Regions from separate parts of the Homo sapiens genome. Here regions 2, 3 and 4 are each linked to region 1. Evidence: chromatin contacts called from ENCODE Hi-C or POLR2A ChIA-PET data. All regions are on one chromosome and are shown on one strand. The core of a region is the stretch at or near the end of the contact, and the rest is flanking DNA. Distances in the headings are between cores, read along the strand shown. Region 1 holds the start of SEPTIN4-AS1 (SEPTIN4 antisense RNA 1). Region 2 overlaps OR4D1 (olfactory receptor family 4 subfamily D member 1). Region 3 holds the start of MKS1 (MKS transition zone complex subunit 1). Region 4 overlaps PPM1E (protein phosphatase, Mg2+/Mn2+ dependent 1E).

What was found. Hi-C counts contacts between places; a loop is a spot of excess contacts on that map. ChIA-PET counts read pairs that join two places held with the same protein, here RNA polymerase II (POLR2A). Pooled maps may share reads with other maps.
Region 2: a map of naive thymus-derived CD4-positive, alpha-beta T cell shows a loop between it and region 1 (5-fold over the local background). The contact joins the enhancer-like site here to the promoter of SEPTIN4-AS1 in region 1. A Hi-C loop is called at or near these places in 1 of 168 maps with a recorded cell type or tissue (naive thymus-derived CD4-positive, alpha-beta T cell) and 4 of 50 pooled maps. POLR2A ChIA-PET finds 5 or more read pairs at or near these places in 1 of 52 experiments (H1).
Region 3: a loop to region 1 is called in a map of CD8-positive, alpha-beta T cell, with 16 times the contacts of the local background. The contact joins the promoter of MKS1 here to the promoter of SEPTIN4-AS1 in region 1. A Hi-C loop is called at or near these places in 5 of 168 maps with a recorded cell type or tissue (CD4-positive, alpha-beta memory T cell, CD8-positive, alpha-beta T cell, ascending aorta and 1 more), 2 of 37 single-sample maps with no recorded cell type and 16 of 50 pooled maps. POLR2A ChIA-PET finds 5 or more read pairs at or near these places in 3 of 52 experiments (PC-3, Panc1 and WTC11).
Region 4: a map of IMR-90 shows a loop between it and region 1 (2.4-fold over the local background). The contact joins the enhancer-like site here to the promoter of SEPTIN4-AS1 in region 1. A Hi-C loop is called at or near these places in 1 of 168 maps with a recorded cell type or tissue (IMR-90) and 2 of 50 pooled maps. POLR2A ChIA-PET finds 5 or more read pairs at or near these places in 1 of 52 experiments (AG04450).

Annotation. Positions count from the first base shown.
Region 1 is chr17:58,518,244-58,521,652 of GRCh38, reverse strand. It overlaps SEPTIN4-AS1 (SEPTIN4 antisense RNA 1), which reads right to left and starts at 1,816. Exons shown (of 5, transcript NR_110810.1): 1 at 1,676-1,816. It overlaps SEPTIN4 (septin 4), which reads left to right. Exons shown (of 14, transcript NM_001368771.2): 10 at 7-108; 11 at 303-399; 12 at 493-655; 13 at 811-910; 14 at 1,168-1,397. The coding sequence ends at 1,227. It also overlaps a transcript of MTMR4 not described here. RefSeq lists enhancers at 3,065-3,164, 2,512-3,257.
Region 2 is chr17:58,151,257-58,154,665 of GRCh38, reverse strand. OR4D1 (olfactory receptor family 4 subfamily D member 1) reads right to left here. Exons shown (of 4, transcript NM_001386095.1): 3 at 703-809. Among named protein-coding and RNA genes, the nearest start is that of OR4D1, 4.6 kb to the right of the region's middle. Within about 2 kb of position 1,490, at least 5 of the 41 ENCODE cell types and tissues checked have a DNase peak (open chromatin) inside an H3K27ac peak, as active enhancers do.
Region 3 is chr17:58,217,395-58,220,803 of GRCh38, reverse strand. MKS1 (MKS transition zone complex subunit 1) reads left to right here and starts at 1,549. Exons shown (of 18, transcript NM_017777.4): 1 at 1,549-1,653; 2 at 2,075-2,184. The coding sequence starts at 1,574. LOC105371841 (a long non-coding RNA gene) reads right to left here and starts at 1,490. Exons shown (of 2, transcript XR_934884.4): 1 at 745-1,490. RefSeq lists an enhancer at 1,442-1,721.
Region 4 is chr17:58,785,615-58,789,023 of GRCh38, reverse strand. All of the region lies in intron 1 of PPM1E (protein phosphatase, Mg2+/Mn2+ dependent 1E), which reads right to left. Among named protein-coding and RNA genes, the nearest start is that of PPM1E, 31 kb to the right of the region's middle. Within about 2 kb of position 1,928, at least 2 of the 41 ENCODE cell types and tissues checked have a DNase peak (open chromatin) inside an H3K27ac peak, as active enhancers do; they include IMR-90, where a contact is called at or near this core.

The DNA of each region.
Region 1 (3,409 bases), core at 567-3,066:
TGTCAGATCCGGGAGGAGATTGAGCATTTTGGAATCAAGATCTATCAATTCCCAGACTGTGACTCTGATGAGGATGAGGACTTCAAATTGCAGGACCAAGCCCTAAAGGTGGGGCCACTCTAGGGCATCCCATTCCTATCTTATTTCTTCCGGGTAGAAAAAGGGAGTAGAATTCTATATTCAGGCTATCAGGGTGGGAAAGGACCCTGGCTTCCTAGAATGAAGCAGAGAAGATGACGATACAGGTGGAAAGAAAGAGGTGAGAACAGAGGGTGCTGACAGGCACCCCTAACCTCTTCCAGGAAAGCATCCCATTTGCAGTAATTGGCAGCAACACTGTAGTAGAGGCCAGAGGGCGGCGAGTTCGGGGTCGACTCTACCCCTGGGGCATCGTGGAAGGTAAAGCACTGAGCCTGTGACCAGGGTATCTCCTTGCCCTCAGTGGCTCTCCCCTACCTATGCCTCTGGCTGACCCCTAGCCTTGCTATGCAGTGGAAAACCCAGGGCACTGCGACTTTGTGAAGCTGAGGACAATGCTGGTACGTACCCACATGCAGGACCTGAAGGATGTGACACGGGAGACACATTATGAGAACTACCGGGCACAGTGCATCCAGAGCATGACCCGCCTGGTGGTGAAGGAACGGAATCGCAAGTATGACCAGAAGCCAGGACAAAGCTGGCAGGGGGAGATCCCAAGCCTAGCCTTGGGTGAGACCAAGCCCTACTTTTGTTCTTCTATAGGCCCTGGGCTCAATCTAAGCGGGTGCTGGGGTCCTCCTCGCCTTATCAACCCTTTTCTCCCTTTAGCAAACTGACTCGGGAAAGTGGTACCGACTTCCCCATCCCTGCTGTCCCACCAGGGACAGATCCAGAAACTGAGAAGCTTATCCGAGAGAAAGATGAGGAGGTGAGAGCAGTATGGGGTATAGGGGAGGTCTCCTGTTTGATCACCAACGTTGGTATCTCTTTGTTTGGTAATAGAAAGATCCCTGGCTCTGGTGCATATTTGGGTCCTGGATAGGTCAATAGGTGGTTCTGTCCAGAGTCTCCATCACACCTCACGGCTACCAAGGTTCTGGCTTAAGGGATTAGAAATTTGGGGCACTTTCCCAATACTAAAGGACTCTCCAAAAGTCCCCATTTTGATGCCTGTGCCTATTCCAGCTGCGGCGGATGCAGGAGATGCTACACAAAATACAAAAACAGATGAAGGAGAACTATTAACTGGCTTTCAGCCCTGGATATTTAAATCTCCTCCTCTTCTTCCTGTCCATGCCGGCCCCTCCCAGCACCAGCTCTGCTCAGGCCCCTTCAGCTACTGCCACTTCGCCTTACATCCCTGCTGACTGCCCAGAGACTCAGAGGAAATAAAGTTTAATAAATCTGTAGGTGGCTTCTGGTGTCCCTGTGTGTATTTTTATGACCTGGAGATCAAGATCCTGGGACCCAGTTTTGAAAGGCTAATGGTAGAAGATGTTGGTTTCTGGCTTTTAGTAGGGAAGGGAGAGTGGGGAAAACTTTCCACTTCCTTTCCCCTTCTAAGTCCCTGCTTAGAATCCAGCCTGGCTTCTCCATCTTGACGATCATATCTATCATGCCTCTGTTATCTGGGGTCTGGGTCTCTCTCCATCTTTCACACATACAGTACCTTTGGTAATAAAAAGATTCCTACCTGTGGTGCATATTTGGGTCCTGGATAGGTCAACAGGTGGTTCTGTCCAGAGTCTCCCATCACACCTCAGGGCTACCAAGGTCCTGGCTTAAGGGATTAGAAATTTGGGGCACTTCTCCTGGCTAAGGAGAAAGTGAAACCCTGTCTCTACTAAAAATACAAAATAGCCGGGCGTGGTGGCGGGCGCCTGTAGTCCCAGCTACTCGGGAGGCTGAGGCAGGAGAATGGCTGAACCCGGGAGGCGGAGCTTGAAGTGAGCTGAGATGGCGCCACTGCACTCCAGCCTGGGTGACAGGGCGAGACTCCGTCTCAAAAAAAAAAAAGAAAAATAAAAAGAAAAAGAAATTTGGGGCACTTCCCCAATATTAAAGGACTGTCCAAAAGTCCCCCCTGCCCTTTTTTTTTTTGAGGCGGAGTCTCGCTCTGTCGCCCAGGCTGGAGTGCAACGGCGCTATCTCGGCTCACTGCAAGCTCCGTAGCTGGGACTACAAGACTCCGTAGCTGGGACTACAGGCGCCCGCCACCACGCCCGACTAATTTTTTGTATTTTTAGTAGAGACGGGGTTTCACCGTGTTAGCCAGGATGACCTCGATCTCCTGACCTTGAGATCCGCCCGCCTCGGCCCCCCAAGGTGCTGGGATTACAGGCATGAGCCACCGCGCCCGGCCCAAAAGGCCCCATTTTGATGCCTGTGCGTATTCCAGCTGCGGCGGACGCAGTTTTGTATTTGATACCTGCCCTTGGGAAAACACAAGGTATTAACTGCGTGCAACCTCCTGACTTTCTGTTTCCCCTGATCTGGGAAAAGGGATAGGCAGGTTAAGCTCTACACTGTAGAAAGCCTGTGATAGAGCTTTGAACAAATGCTGCAGCCATTGTAATCACCAAACACTATAGTAAGTGCTGGGAATGAATAAAAACACAATCACCGTCCTACAGGAGTTCAGTATTTAATTAAAAAATTTACAGCATCTGCTAGATTGCAGGCTGTTCTAGACCCTGGAGTTCAAGTAGTGCAAAGTTCCTGTCTTCCTGGAACTTACCAACAGTACTGGAGTTTCAACGTTCTATAAACAAAGATGGGTGAGGACATTAGCCCCGGGCTAATTAAAGCGCTCAGGCCCGCTCCAGACCTGAGAATATCAGCTGAATCTGAATCAACTGTTCTCCATTTCTGTCGGTTGGTGGTATCGCGGGGCCACGGCGACCTCCAGCGGCCACCCTCCGTCTTGTGGTCTGTTCTGGGTCCCCGGGAAGGAAAGGGAGGGGCGATAAGCCGGGTCCTTGGGAGCGTCCTGGTCTCCCTTCGCTTTACAGACTAGGAGGCCGCAGCTAGCTGGCAGTCTCAGATCCAGGTTTCCCATCTCTGGGATGAGAGGAGAGTTCTTCACTCAGGACTGCCAGCGCAATGCAGGTCGTGAAGAACTGCAGGGTCGTTTATCGATACAAAGTGAGTGTTGGAGGAACCCATCAAGACACAGGAAGGGGGAAATCCTAGCGCCGCCAGTCGGAGATGACCAAGACTGAACCTCAGGCCCAGCCCTCCCTTCTCTCTTAGCCTGCAGGTTTTTCTCCTATTCTGGCGTTGGGACCGGATGACAGCTGCGAAACCAAAACGGGAATGGATAAACTGAGGTGCCACTGGGGACCTGTTTCAGAAGTACCTCCTGGGCGGGGCCATCACCGGAAGTGGCTTTAGGCATGTAACCTACAATGCCCGCCTCTAATTGCGC
Region 2 (3,409 bases), core at 241-2,740, 370 kb after region 1:
ATGGTGGGAATTTGAGAGGATGTTTATTGCTGGAGAAAGAGAGGTGTGCATTAGAAGAAAATTGTTATGTACAAAATCAGAGGTAAATGTGAAGAAAAATAAGCAGATAATCTTGGTTGTAGCGAAGCTGGGATGATTAGTGTTTCTCAAATGTTTCCCTGTAAGTACTTCTGTAGTAGCATTTGTTGCCATGGGCCATCTGTGGGGGCAATTCAAAGAAGCCCAGGACAAATGCACTATCTCCTTGAACTCTCATGTTTTAACTTCTAAAATTTATGCGAATTTTCTATTATACACATATCCCTCGACAATCTTTGGGAGAGCTTTTAAAATGTAACTATTATGGTCTTAAAACTTTGACAAGACCAAAGTGTTGTTTAAAAAAAAAAAAAAAAAAAAGAGGGTTGGCTGGATGCAGTGGCTCATGCCTATAATCCCACTACTTTGGGAAGCCAAGGCAAGAGGATCACTTGAGGCCAGGAGTTTGAGACCAGCCTGGGCAACATAGCTAGACCCCTACCTCTATAAAAAAAATTTAAAAATTACCCAGGTGTGATGGCATGCAGCTGTAATCCCCAGCCATTTGGGAGGCTGAGGTGGGAGGATCACTTGAGGCCAGGAGTTTGAGACAAGCCTGGGCAACATAGTGAGATCACATCTCTACAAAAATTTTAAAAGTTACCTGGGCATGGTAGTGCATACCTGTAGTCTCAGTTATTCAGGAGGCTGAGGTGGAAGGATTGCTTGAGCCCAGGAGATCAAGGCTGCAGTGAGCTATTATGGCCACTGCACTCCAGCTGATCTTATCTCTAAAAAGAAAAAGAAAATTAGAGCATGAAGGGAGACATGATTCTTTAGTAAGTGAAAGTTTTAGAAGACATTAGCTTGAAAAATAAACTGAGTTCTTGGTGTTAAAACCCATTCTTTTGGATTATACCTTTCCACAAGTATTTTCTCTAATTGTTCAGAAAAATTTGTCCCAAGGCCCCATCCTGTACAGACAATAGAACATAAAAAGGTCTATTTTCCCTGATTCCCACCTGGCACATGGGTAGGGTAGCAGCAATTACACTGATGCTGTTACGTGGGAATTGGATGAATATATTTGGAAAGATCTCTATAAACCTCTATGGACAAATGTAACAGGATTATCTCAAAACTTATGAGGGATTTCAGTACTCAAAATATTGTCATATTATTCTTCACATAAAATTCACATTTATCCTCAGATATTTGTGCAAAAATGATATTCCAGGAAGATGTGCTGTGTTTGTTCTGTGGCTTCACCAACTCCCAGCCTAGGACTGTTTGAAAAATGTCCCCATAGGCAACTGAGAACCCCGGCAAGCTCTTCAGCAGGAAATGATGTGGTAAAACAGGGTTAGAATGGGCTTATCCCAGTGCACCAGGGCAGGAAGCTGAGACAGGCAAGGGTAGTACACACCCTTCCTGGAGCATTGTCGCAGCAACCACAACAGAGGGTAACACATTTTGGTCTCTGATTTTGTGTCCTTTCTCCACCACATGGTGTCAAGGTTAGACTGGGTGGGCAGCCATTTAAATGGCATGGTTTGGCCTCTCTGGGAAAGCCCCTGACCCTAATCCTTCATCCCCAACTCCAACTCTCACACCTGATTACTGATTCCTGAAATGTTAACAGCATACTTCATTATTTTATCTTAAGATCTTTATCCCTATTAAGATTACAACCACCATACTTTTTCTTTTTTTCAGACAGGGTCTCGCTCTGTCCCCAAGGCTGGCCTGCAGTGGTGCAATCTCAGTTCACTACAACCTCCAGGAGCCAGTCTCAAGCAATCCTCCCACCTCAGCCCCCTAAGTAGCTGGGACCACAAGCACACTTCACCATGCCTGGCTATTTTTTTGTATTTTTAGTAGAGACAGGGTCTGTCATGTTGCCCCTGCTGGTTTCAAACTCCTGAGCTCAAGCAATCCACCTGCTTCTGCCTCCCAAAGTGCTGGGATCACAGGTGTGAGCCACTGCACCCAGCCTACCACCCCCATACATTTTTATATGCTTTTATCAGTCAGAGATGAACACTGAAGTTTTTATGGATGTAAAGAAAAGATGTCTTGGTCTTGCCTTAAAATACTTTATTAAAGGTGAGAGGAGTATGTGAAGCAAGACTGGCAAACTGTTGGTAATAGTGGTAATTCTGAAAATGGTGATTCTCTCTACTTTGTAAATATATACAAATTTCCATGATAAAACATAAGATGAAAAGCCTCAGAGATACTCTAGTTTTGATCCTGATGTCTTTGTATTATTTGGGTATTTTTACTTTGAATGAACTATGTATAAATCATGATGGAAGGAAGGGATTTTAAAATAAAATAACATGGCTGCGTGCAGTGGCTCATGCGTTAATCCCGGCATTTTGAGAGGCCGAGGCGGCCAGATCACCTGAGGTCAGGAGTTCGAGAGCAGCCTGGCCAACGTGGTGAAACCCCATCTCTACTGAAAATACAAAAATTAGCTAGGCGTGGTGGCAAGCACCTGTAATAATATAATAATAATTCAAATGTATCTAGAATTTACTAATTATCCAAAAAGTTAAAGATAAAATATAATAAGGAACAATTTTTAAAAATTATGTTAACATTGATCTTTTAAAAACTTGTAATACTCAGCATTATTGAGAATTTAGAGCAATAGATAAATCACTGGTAGTACAATCTTTCTAGAAGACAATTTGAAAATATGTGCCAAATCCATAAATTATTTATACTCCCTGACCCAGTAATTTCTGTCTTAGGGATTTGTTTTAAAGAAACAATGAAAACTAATTTTTAAAAATGTATGCTTAAGGATATTCATCACATTATTATAATATTGATAAACTAGAAACAACATAAATGCATGACTATAAGATATTGGTTAAATAAAATATGGTTCCTCCATGGGATGAAATACTAGTTAAGAATAAATATATCCTAAAAGGATGTTTAACTCTATGGGATTTGATTTTACCATGGGAGGGGCAGCAGTGATTGCACTGATGCTCTTATAAGGGAATTGAATGGATACATGTGAAAAGATAGCTCTATTGATCATGTCCTTTGCGGGGACCTGGTTGGAGCTGGAAGCCATTATCCTCAGCAAACTAACACAGGAACAGAAAACCAAACACAGAGTGTTCTCACTTACAAGTGGGAGCTGAACGATGAGAACACACGGACACGTGAGGGGAAAAAACACACACTGGGGCCCGTCAGGGGGGAGGCGAGGGGAGGGAGAGCATCAGGAGGAATAGCTAATGGATGCTGGGCTTAATACTTAGGTGATGGGATGACCTGTGCAGCAAACCACCATGGCACATGTTTACCTATGTAACAAACCTGCACATCCTGCACATGTACCCCTGAACTTAAAATAAAAGTTGAAGAA
Region 3 (3,409 bases), core at 300-2,799, 300 kb after region 1:
AATTTCTTAGGAGCTAGAAAGGTGCCTTTTGTTTTATGTTAAAATTATTTCCGGCCGGGCGCGGTGGCTCACGCCTGTAATCCCAGCACTTTGGGAGGCCGAGGCGGGCGGATCACGAGGTCAGGAGATCGAGACCATCCCGGCTAAAACGGTGAAACCCCGTCTCTACTAAAAATACAAAAAATTAGCCGGGCGTAGTGGCGGGCGCCTGTAGTCCCGGCTACTTGGGAGGCTGAGGCAGGAGAATGGCGTGAACCCGGGAGGCGGAGCTTGCAGTGAGCCGAGATCCCGCCACTGCACTCCAGCCTGGGCGACAGAGCGAGACTCCGTCTCAAAAAAAAAAAAAAAAAAATTATTATTTCCCAGGTTGGAAATGTGTGCGTTTATGGAATAAATTGGTAGGTGAGAGGCTGTGAGGCAAACTGGAAGGTGGTTAGGCTTCAAAAGACAGAAGAACTTGGGCTAGAATCCCAGTACTTTTACCACTTGCAAGCTAGCAAGTCCTTTAAACCCTGGCCTTCACGAACTTCATTTTTAAAGTGAATAAAAGTACCTTTTTGAGAGGCTTCTACAAGGATTTGGGACAATGCAAACAAAAGTGCTCAAGCTGCACTAGATCCTAAATAAATGGTGCTATTTATGGTGAGTCGGTGTTACACAACTAGTGGCTATGGCACCCAGAGCTTCCAATGCCAAATCATCAAACTGGCATGAGATTCCCGAGTTCAGGGGACAATTGCTTACTTTGTTGGAGGAGGACTAGATGTGAACAAGGCTGATAAATGTTGACATTCCCAAAGTGCCGGGACGCCAGACGTGAGGTTACAGCATGTCCTTCCTTTGCTAGTACAACGAAGCATGACTTGTGAATGTCACTTTTTTGGCTTTTCAGGAAGCCAGTGCAGTAACAAAGTGGCTTAATGATCCAAAACTAACATACACAAGGTAAGAATCAGTTCAATAATAACATCGTTTCCTTCCTTACTGTTGACTTCCTTGTTTTTTCTTTCTTTGCTCAGTGAATATCAACACAAAGACTAATAAATCTTCTGACACTTTTTTTGTCTTCCAAGAATATATTTTCTTGTCTGGCTAAGGGCCATCACCTTCCCTGACTCCTTTGGGAATAATGGGTGCATTTCTTACAGTCACATCACCCGATTTTCAGGCCAAAGTTTTCACGCGTTGGGTGGAAGGCAGTGTGGCATGGTGGAAAAGGTAGAGGGCGAAGACTCAGGCCACCTGGTCCCCGTCATCATTTCTGCATCTATCTGTCTATATGAAGTGGGCTGATGGCTGTGCCAGTTTCCTCATTTGCACAGCGCACGAGGTCCCGCTTTCGGTGAGCTTTTATCGCATACATGGTAAGCGGTGATCGGTAGGACCCCGGAGCCCTCTTGGGCGTTCGGCTTGGGCTGCACTTGCACTGTGTGGCCAACTGCGACCGTGGCGCCGTGACGGGAACGGCGGGTTGCGCGCGCAGCACCTCCGTCGCCTCCCGATCCAGCGTCTCCGTTGCCAGGAAAACAGAGCGGCGCGCTTTCCGGCGCAGTCGCGGCGCGTCGCAGCTGTCATGGCGGAGACCGTCTGGAGCACTGACACCGGGGAGGCAGTGTATCGCTCCCGGGACCCCGTGCGCAACTTGCGCCTCCGGTAGTCGCACCGCCCCAGCCCCGAGGCCCCATGCTTTTGTGTCCTTAGATCATTCCAACCTGAGCTCGGTGTTCTGAGGTCCCCACTTTCTGCTTACAATCCCGACCACTTCTCCGGGCTCCCCACTTCTTTCACTATCCGTACCCCCATCCACTCACAGCCTCTAAGAACCCCTTACAGACCTACCCAAGTCCATTCACGTCTTTGTTGCTCCCAGTTTCTCAAAGCCCTGTGCCCCCAGTACACCCTCTCCCCTTCATTCTTCCCCATAGGACGGCGCACCCACCCACCTCCTCTCCGTTGTCTGCACCCAGCACACCTTGGCAACCCTACCTCCTCTGTTTTGTTTCCCCCATCCTTGCTTTGTGTTCATCTCCTGGTTGCGTGTCTGGTAACGAATATTTTGGGCTTTTCTTGACAGAGTCCACCTGCAAAGAATCACATCAAGCAACTTTCTTCATTATCAGCCTGCTGCCGAGCTCGGGAAGGACCTCATAGACTTGGCCACTTTTAGGCCTCAGCCAACTGCCAGTGGGTGTTACGGTGGTGATGTGCCATCTAATACTAATTATGATACTAATCAGAATTGTGGCCAAATGTAGTGAGATAACAAATACTATACTTCTGATATGTTATAGAGTTGCCCGGCAACCTACATTCTATTTGTGGCTTTTTTTTTTTTTTTTTTTTTTTTTTTTTTTTTGAGACGGAGTCTTGCTCTTTCCCCCAGGCTGAAGTGCAGTGTCGCTATCTCCGCTCACTGCAAGCTCCGCCTCCCGGGTTCACGCGATTCTCCTGCCTCAGCCTCCCGAGTAGCTGGGACTACAGGCGCCCGCCACCACGCCCGGCTAATTTTTTGTATTTTCAGTAGAGGCGGGGTTTCACCGTGTTAGCCAGGATTGTCTCGATCTCCTGACCTCGTGATCCGCCCGCCTTGGCCTCCCAAAGTGCTGGGATTACAGGCGTGAGCCACCGCGCCCGTCCTATTTGTGGCATTTTTAAAAGAGAAAACGTGCCCCAAACCCTAAATACACATATAAACACTTTTAAAAACAATTTTTAAACTGGAGACTGCTTGCAAAATCTGCATATGATGTGCATGTATAGATCAACTGTGTTCTTGTGGTTTTCCTTATCTGGGAAACCAAAAGAATGAGGAGGAGAGGACAGAGTGGTTGTTGTCAGGTCACTAGTCTGTTTGCTTTTATTGTTTCTCTTTCTGTTCAGAGCTGTTCCTGGGCAAGAGTGTGGGCTCACAGGTTGTGAAACGTGTCTCTGAAAAAGGCATACCCAAGAGTGTATTAGATTAGATTTGTTTTCTTTGTTTTTGTTTTCGTTTTGTTTTGAGACAGAATCTCATTCTTCTGCTCAGGCTGGAGTGCAGTGGTATGATCATAGCTCACTGTAAACCTTGGTCTCCCAGGCTCAAGCCATCCTCCTGCCTCAGCCTCCCAACTAGCTGGGACTACAGACTCACACTCAGTTTATTTTTTTTTAAAGTTTTAGTAGAGAAAAGGTCTTGCTATGTTGTCCAGGCTGGTTTCAAATTCCTGGGCCCAAGTGATCCTCCCACCTTAGCCTCCCAAAATGTTGGGATTACAGGCGTGAGTCACTGCATTCAGCCAGATTTGGTTCTGTTAAAAAATCATTTATTTGCCTTCACTGTCCTCTCCTTACACTTGGTCTCCTAAATTTCAGTGTTTGTGATTCTACATATATGGCTTTAGAAATAGTAAAGATAAAAATGCCAGGGTTA
Region 4 (3,409 bases), core at 679-3,178, 270 kb before region 1:
ATTTTGAGGATCTGAAGGCAGTGTAACTGAAGCATCTGTCAATTCATTATTAGGATTAACTCAGCTAATCTGGCTGCTTAGGTGAGTTCTGGATCACTGACTAAAATTATTAAAAATCATTTCAAGTAAAGGTCAAGTCACTGAATTCACTTCTTTAACTCTTTAGTTGATCAGTTTCAATCTGTATAAAGCATGAAAAGGAATGTTCAATTTGTCTGCCCTAACTCCCTGCTATTGTTGCCAGAGACTGAGGCGGCAGAAAAAGGAAGAGGATCAGACTTAAAGTCTTAGTCTTTAAATTCTGCACTGACAAAAAATACGTTCATTGCTATTATATCCTTGAATATGAGAAATTCTTTTCTGTCCACCTCCTCCTAAACAGCAGCAGATAATTGGAGCAGAAACAAATTGAACATTCTTTTAAATGTTACCAAGAAGATGAAAACTGATCAACTAAAACTAGTTTAAAAGAAGTAAATTCAGGGAATTGGCATTTCATAAAATGGATGGCTTCTGCTAAGTAAATGTACCTTCTTCCCTCACAATAGTATGTGAAACTATACCCGTAGTGAAAGAGTACCGTTGTAGCAGACTGAAGTGACTCTTCTGTCAAGGGCATACAAATACCTCCAGTCACCTTGTTAATCTGTATACACTCTAACTCTTTGGATGAAAATCAAGGAAAGAAAGAGTTTATACAGACCCAGCACTTTGGGAGGCCGAGGCAGGTGGATCACTTGAGGTCAAGAGTACGAGATCAGCCTTGCCAACACGGTGAAACCTCGTCTCTACTAAAAGTTCAAAAATTAGCTGGGTGTGGTGCCGAGCGCCTGTAATCCCAGCTACTTGGGAGGCTGAGGCAAGAGAATCGCTTGAACCTAGGAGACAGAGGTTGCAGTGAGCTGAGATCGGGCTACTGCACTCCAGCTTGGGCGACAGAGTAAGACTCCATCTCAGGGAAGAAGAAAAAAAGTTTATACAGTTTGATGTGCTGAAAGACTGCAAAAATAGAAATTTGGAACAAGAATTTGTACAGAACTGGCATTTTCATGTTTTAAAGAAAACTCTGAACACGGCCAAAACCATTTTTTTCTTTCTTTTCTTTTTTTTTTTTTTTTAGACAGAGTCTTACTCTGTTGCCCAGGCTGGAGTGCAGTGGTGCGATCTCGGCTCACTGCAAGCTCCACCTCCCAGGTTCACACCATTCTCCTGCCTCAGCCTCCCGAGTAGCTGGGACTACAGGCGCCTGCCACCACGCCTGGCTAATTTTTTGTATTTTTAGTAGAGATGGGGTTTCACCCTGTTAGCCAGGATGGTCTCATCTCCTGACCTGGTGATCCGCCCGCCTCGGCCTCCCAAAGTGCTGGGATTACAGGTGTGAGCCACCGTGCCTGGCCCCATTTCTTTACTAAAGTACTCATAAGTGAAACAACTTCTGTATGGTTATGTATACTCTCTAGACTCTTTGGAATGGTAAGTGCTACACACATGGAAATAATACAAAATGATTAGTCCATGGGTCCAAGAATAACGAATTATTAAATCTCCAGAGAAAAATCCATTTTTAGATTTCCATTTTTACCAAACAAATATTAAGCTATCATATTAGCTGTGGGTTAAAAAAAAAAGAAGAAAAGAAAAAAAAGAAAAATTTGGGCCAATAATGCATTAGTACTTAAGTCATGTGTATTCAGAGAATTTCTGTACAAAATATTTAATCTAATGTATTACTGTGGGAATCTTGCCATCATAACTGTTTATGTCCAGTATGGGAGCCACTGAGGTTTGAGAGTCACACAGCCCTGTATGCCATCTTTGCCATTTACTAGTTATATGACTTTGGGCAAGTTATCAAACTTTTCTGAGCCTTGAATTCCTTATCTAATAGAATTTGAGTAAGAACTAAATATGATTATGCACACAACTATTTGGCACATTGCCTGACCCACAGCCAGAGGTCCGCATCAGCTGCTATTGTAATGTTAAATGGGCCAATTTATTTAACACCCTCTACTTCAGAATTTTCAAAATCAAAATTATGTAACTAACCCCTAGTGGTTTTCAATATATGTTTAGAAGAAATCCTTTCAGAAATGTGTCAAAGAAAATTAAGCAATAGAAAGCTAATAGCTTATGCACAAAGATTATGATTGCAATGTTATTTAAATAATAAATATTAAACTTAAATATTCAAAATAAGGGACTAATTATTAAATTATGTATAAACTGCAGATGAACATTAGGCAACAACAAAAACAATAATATGGAAGTTGTGTAACGGTGGCAGAATTATGCATTACAGTAGTCTCTCTTTATTCATGGTTTTACTTTTTGAAGTTTTAGTTACCCATGGTCAACTGCAATCCAAAAATATTTAATGGAAAATTCTACAAATAAACAATTCATAAGTTTTAAACTGCACGCCATTCTGTAGCAGCCCGATGAAATCTTGCATCATCCCACTCCGTCCTGCCTGGGACATGAATCATCCCTTTGTCCAGTGTATCTATGCTGTGCATGCTACCAGCTGTTAGTAATTTAGCAGCCAGGCTGGCTATCAGATCAACTGTCAGGTAACATTATAGCAATGTTTGTATTCAAGGAACTCTTATTTTACTTAATAATGGTCCCAAATTGCAAAAGTAGTGATGCTGGCAATTCAGATATGCTAAAGAGAAGCCATAAAGTGCTTCCTTAAAAGTGAAAAGGTGGCCAGGCCCGATGGCTCACACCTGTAATCCCAGCACTTTGGGAGGCCGAGGCGGGCAGATCACGAGGTCAGGAGACGGAGACCATCCTGGCTAACATGGTGAAACCCCGTCTCTACTAAAAATACAAAAAATTAGCCAGGTGTGGTGGCAGGTGCCCGTAGTCCCAGCTACTTGGGAGGCTGAGGCAGGAGAATGGCGTGAACCCGGGAGGCGGAGCTTGAAGTGAGCCGGGATTGCGCCACTGTACTCCAGCCTGGGCGACAGAGTGAGACTCTGTCTCAAAAAAAAAAAAAAAAAGTGAAAAGGTGAAAGTTCTTGATTTCAAGAAAGAAAAAAATCATATGCTGAGGTTGCTGAGATTTATGGTAAGAATGAATCTTCCCCCAACCCCATGAAATTGTGAAGGAAAAAGAGATTCATGTTAGTTTTCCTGTCACACCTCAAACTGCAAAAGTTATAGCCACAGTGTGTGATAAGTGCTCAGTTAAGATGGAAAAGGCAGTAAATTTGTGGGTGGAAAACATGAACTGAAACGTGTTTCAATTAATACAATCAGCAACTGGGTCTGGTACTATCTGTAGTTCAGTCATCCACTGGGGGTCTTGGAACGCATCCCCCTAAGACTGGGGGGGTCGTGGTTACTGTACTTTCTCTCCTATCTTCCATAGTTTTTATTATATTTTTTATAAAAAATAAAA